2 separate regions of the Homo sapiens genome follow, and region 1 is linked to region 2. A link is a loop called in an ENCODE intact Hi-C map of the cell type or tissue named here. Cell type or tissue: gastrocnemius medialis. All regions are shown on one strand.

What was found. A loop is a pair of places that touch in the nucleus more often than their neighbours do. Peaks named below come from ENCODE experiments on the same cell type or tissue, not always from the same donor. Only the 100,000 strongest peaks of a DNase experiment are listed, where the experiment ranks them.
Region 1: it touches region 2 in a loop (6-fold over the local background); 4 of 110 quality-filtered maps call a loop at or near these places.

What each region holds. Positions count from the first base shown.
Region 1 is chr10:74,888,198-74,890,697 of GRCh38, forward strand. All of the region lies in intron 3 of KAT6B (lysine acetyltransferase 6B), which reads left to right. Among named protein-coding and RNA genes, the nearest start is that of KAT6B, 63 kb to the left of the region's middle. In gastrocnemius medialis, a CTCF peak has its summit at 1,367 (motif pointing right); no DNase peak of the experiment used is centred here; H3K27ac peaks cover 1,684 bases.
Region 2 is chr10:75,107,443-75,109,942 of GRCh38, forward strand. DUSP13A (dual specificity phosphatase 13A) reads right to left here and starts at 1,715. Exons shown (of 3, transcript NM_001007271.3): 1 at 1,567-1,715; 2 at 550-767. The coding sequence starts at 1,715. It also overlaps a transcript of DUSP13B not described here and a transcript of SAMD8 not described here. In gastrocnemius medialis, a CTCF peak has its summit at 1,397 (motif pointing left); DNase peaks (open chromatin) are centred at 99, 1,079, 1,379, 1,799 and 1 weaker place; H3K4me3 peaks cover 2,094 bases; H3K27ac peaks cover 2,500 bases.

The sequences.
Region 1 (2,500 bases), 220 kb before region 2:
AAAGTATTACGTACATGTAAGTAATCTTGGGTATAGCTGGGAAGTGATGAATAAATTTGACCATTAAAAGATTGTAATGTCTGTATCACCAAAGACAAAATCACAAATATAATTAAAAAACAAATAACAGACTAGGAGAAAATAGACCATGTGCAATACACAAAGGATAAATACAGAGTATATAAAGAAGCTTCTGCATATTAATAAGAAAACACTAGAATAAATGGGCAAAAGATATAAAAAGGCATTGACAGAAAGGGAACAAATGGCCAATAAATACAAAGAGATGCTTAACTTCATTAATAATTAGTGAATTACACATTAAAGCAACTAGATATGATTTTATCCCATCAGATTGGCAGAAATTAAAGAGAATAATATTCTTTGGCGGCAATGAGAAAAAATGGGTGTACTTTCATATTCTGAGCATATAAATTGTTCAGACCTTTTTGGAGAAGGTAGTTTGGCTGTATCTTTGAAAATAAAATCACATACTTTTAATTTGGTAATTTTGTGTCTAGTGAAATACACCTGAACACATGCTCATTCCAGCACTGGAATGGTGAAATATTGGAATGATTAAATGTACAGTGGTACAGCCAGCATATAGAATGCGATACCTAAAAAGTGTGTAAGAGTGTGGTATAGATCTTTATGCAGCTGATGTGGGAGGCTCTCTCAGATACGTTTTTAGTGAGAAAAAATATAAAATTATTACATTTATATTTGTAAACCTCAAAATTTATATGTATTTGTAAATTCTAAAACATGCTTTTCAGATTTTTTAACATTTCTGAAATCAGCGTATCTAACAATTGGTGACATAGTTTACTAATTTAAACTCTTGGTGAAGCATAGTGCACATTACAAGTGATAAGATCTTAGATTTGATGAAGGATGATATGTAAATACGTGGATAAAGGACTCTAAGACAGACATGGGACGAGATTGAGGAAGTGTCAGTGGAGACTTTGTCTGTGTCATCTATGTTGTCAAATTTTTTTTACAGTGAAATTATATTCCATTATTGTGTAACGAAAAATTTTAAAAATACATATTTATATTTTTTAGACAAGATATAATTTTAGACAAGATAAGGTTGCCTGGATGTCTCTGATGTCTGATCCATTTCTCTACTTGGGTGATTATGCTTGATATTCAGCTTTGAGAACTTTAAGGCCTGGATGGTTGATAGAGCGTTCAGCTTCATTAAGAAGTTAAGTAGCTGTGAAGATTCAGTGGGAGAGAATTGAGAACTGAGGTCCAAGAGAAGGGAGGAGCCGAACTCCAGAATTCAGGGCCAGTTGCCTCATGGGGACCTTTGCATCTGTGTAAAGAGGTTGAAATTCTCTCCCCACAAGGTGGTGCCAGGCTTTTTATACTGGACTGGGCATACCCTGGAGCAAGGCTCAGTGGATGGGAGGCAGAAAATAGATCAAATCAAGGAGCCTTATCCAATGTCATTGAAAGGAAAATTCATTGTTTTGGGAGAGAGCTAAGCCCTAGTGGGAAAGAGCCAAAGGAATAAATGGGCTTTTAAATCTGAGGAATTTACACAAGGCAGGCAGGAGATGACCTGCCATAGGTTGGAGGCAGGCTCTGCTTGGATCCTGTGTAAACAGGGCATAGTGTGAGTGTCTCCCCATAAGTAAAAGCTGTGTTGTGAAGATGAACTCACAGTTTAGTAGTGACTTTTTGACCAAAGATGACTCTTCAAGAAGGGATAAGGTGTATGGAGTATAGCTCATTGCCAGGACTGTGGGAGGCAGAGGAAGGAGAGGACACTTGGCCAAGATGCCATTTGAGCTGGTCACTGTAGGAAAGGGAGAATTTGGACATGTAATTTTTTTTTTTTTTTTAAGACAGAGTCTCACTCTGTCACCCAGGCTGGAGTGCAGTGGTGTAGTCTTGGCTCACCACAACCTCTGCCTCCTGAGTTCAAGTGATTCTCCTGCCTCAGCCTCCCCAGTAGCTGGGACTACAGGCACATGCCAGCTGCCTGGCTCATTTTGTATTTTTAGTAGAGATGGGGTTTCGCCATGTTGCCCAGGCTAGTCTTGAACTCCTGACCTCAAGTGATCTGGCCTGGACATGTAATTTTTAAGGAGATATTCAGAAGAAAAGGGAGGTGAGCCCACCATTTACAAATGCACACAGGAGGCCGGGTGTGGTGGCTCACACTTGTAATCCCATTACTTTGGGAGGCTGAGGCAGGCAGATTGCTTGAGGCTAGGAGTTTGAGACCAGCCTGGCCAACAATGCAAAATCCCGTCCGTACTAATAATATAAAAAATTAGCCGGGCCACTGCACTCCAGCCTGAGTGACAGAGCAAGACTCCGTCTCAAAACAAACAAACAAACAAACAAAAATACACACAGGAGAATGTGAGGAGCTGAGTAGTACAGTTTTCTCGGAGTACACGTCTATTAAAGGGAAGCAGTAGGAAGTAAAATAGAAAAAGGTAGGCTAGGGCCGGACCATGAAGAGCTGAGAATGCCA
Region 2 (2,500 bases):
TCTGCTGTTTGGGAGAAATGGCTTTCAGCCTCAGGGTTGCTCCTAACTCATGGCATGACCTTGTATTCCAGGCCTCAGTTTCCCCATCTGGGAAGGAATCGGGTTCGACAAAATGCTGGAGCACTAAGCAGAGGACTTTTTTTTGGCGGGGGGGGATGGAGTTTCGCCCTTTTGCCCAGGCTAGAGTGAAGTGGCATGATCTCGGCTCACTGCAACCTCCGCCCCCCATGTTCAAGCAATTCTCCTGCCTCAGCCTCCAGAGTAGCTGAGATTATAGGTGGGTGCCACCATGCCCGGCTAATATTTGTATTTTTAGTAGAGACGAGGTTTCACCGTGTTGGCCAGGCTGGTCTTGAACTCCTGACCTCAGGCGATCCACCCACCTCGGCCTCCCAAAGTGCTAGGATTACAAGCATGAGCCACCACACACGGCCTAAGCAGAGGATTTTTAAAAAGCAGGGATGGGAGGGCACTGATGACTGAGAGGAAATGAGGCATCCTCCCCATGAATGAGCAAGATGGGATATGGGCTTGGACCCCAAGTCCTACCCCCAGGCGTGTTGAGGGCACGGTGGATGAAGTCAGCCGCAGAGGAGAAGTAGGCACTGATGTCAAAATCAGGGAGGTCGTGGGCTGGCACCCCCAGGTAGCTCACACTGCTGCCGTAGAAGTCAGGGCCGCCCTGACAGTAGAGGCCCTTGTGGGCGGCGTTCAGCACGTGGGTGATGCCCAGCTTCCACAGCTCAAAGCGGTTGTTTGCCGTGGCCCTGGGGAGGGCAGGAAGGGCACTTGATGCCGGCCAAGCCATGGGACCAGGAGGGAGGCTGTGCCTGGCCCCCTGCTGCAGAGGGACCGAGCCATTAGGGTCCAAAGAGAGTCCAACCCCAGCAAGCTCCAAGTGGGGTCTGACTCCACAGCCCTATACCCAGAGCCCCGCACTTTCTGGTGGCTGAGCCGGCGGTGTGTGTGTCGGGGGATCTTTAGACCCTCTTTGCTTCCTCAATGCATCTGTCCCTGCCTTGGCCAGGACAGGAAGGAAGGGATTGCTTCAGCCCTGGAACCTGGCTGCCCCTCCCTTCTTGCCCCATGTCCTCCCACGCATATCCGTCCTCTACTGGCTACCACCTCATACCTGCTTCTAACCTACAAATGTTTAGAGGCAACACCTTCTCTGATTCACCTTCAGTCAGGCTTCTCCACCGTCTGTATCCAGAGGAGGGAGGCTGGGCCCAGAAACAGGGGGCTCTCTGTCTACCTTATCTCATGCCCCAAATACTATTTCCTGGGCCTCTGCCTCTACACTTGACAGTTGTCCTGGAAATGTTTCCTGGAACTCCTGGGAGACTCCCTGCTTTCAGGCAGGCGAAGTCCCTGCTCTCCCTGGTGGCCATACCTGGTCACTGCACTGACCTCAGCACCCCCGGGGGTCCTGGAGAAGGTCCCTGGCCTGGGATGGTCAGAGCAGAGCTATTTCTCCTTGTTTCCACCCTCCTGTGTCTGGTAAAGCGACCAAGAACTGCCTCTCCACGTCCCCACCCCCATGCCCCTTGGCCAGCTACCACTCACGCATCTCCTATGAAAAGGTTGGGCCAAACTTCGTCCACACGGCTGCAAGAAGACTTCCCTGCCCGCAGGAGCTCCTCCAGCTCCAGGATGCTGGGGCAAGGCGTGGCTTTGTCCTCTCCCCCCAGCTCTGGGAGAGAGGTCTCAGCCATGGGCCAGCCCGCCCACCCCTCTGCCTCTGTGGTCACTCCTCTCTGCCTCTCCAGTGTCATTTCTCCTTCCCAGAGATTGACAGGGACAGGTGACAGAAGCAAGTGACTCAGCAAGTCACAGGGGCCTCTGGAGTGGACAAGACCTTTTCCTCCCCAAGCCTCCCCCCACCCCCAAACTCCATGAGAACACAGAATCAGAGAGACCTCTGCAAGTCAGCTACCACCCTGAACCTCAGTTTCTTCATCTGTAAAGTAAGGATAATCACACCTACCTCAGAGAATTTGAGGATTAGATGAAACAAAGGACATGCTGGGTCTGACACATAGTAGGTGCTTAGAAACATCTGTGGAATTAGTAGATGTAGAGCCCTGCCTAAGGCTATTAGGTTCTGAGGACTGAGTTAAAGTAGAGATCCAGGGTGCAGAGGAGGTGGCTGGTTCCAAGGATGAATGATAGAAAGAACTGAAAGAAGTGTACAGTCTAGGTGGGCCACAAATTGGGCAGGAGCTGGATTGGATGTCTGTTGGATGAGTCTCTGAATTACGGAGGTCAGGGACAGTTTTCTGAGTTGTAGAGTCAGAGAAATATGGGTAAGAGACATGGAGAGCTTCCTTTAAAGGGTGCCCACAAGATTCATGGGGGGAGGGGGAAGGTGTTTTTTTTTGTTTTGTTTTGTTTAGACAGGGTCTCACTCTGTCACCCAGGCTGGAGTGCAGTGGCATCATCTTGGCTCACTGCCACTACCACCTCCCAGGTTCAAGTGATTCTCCTGCTTTAGCTTCCT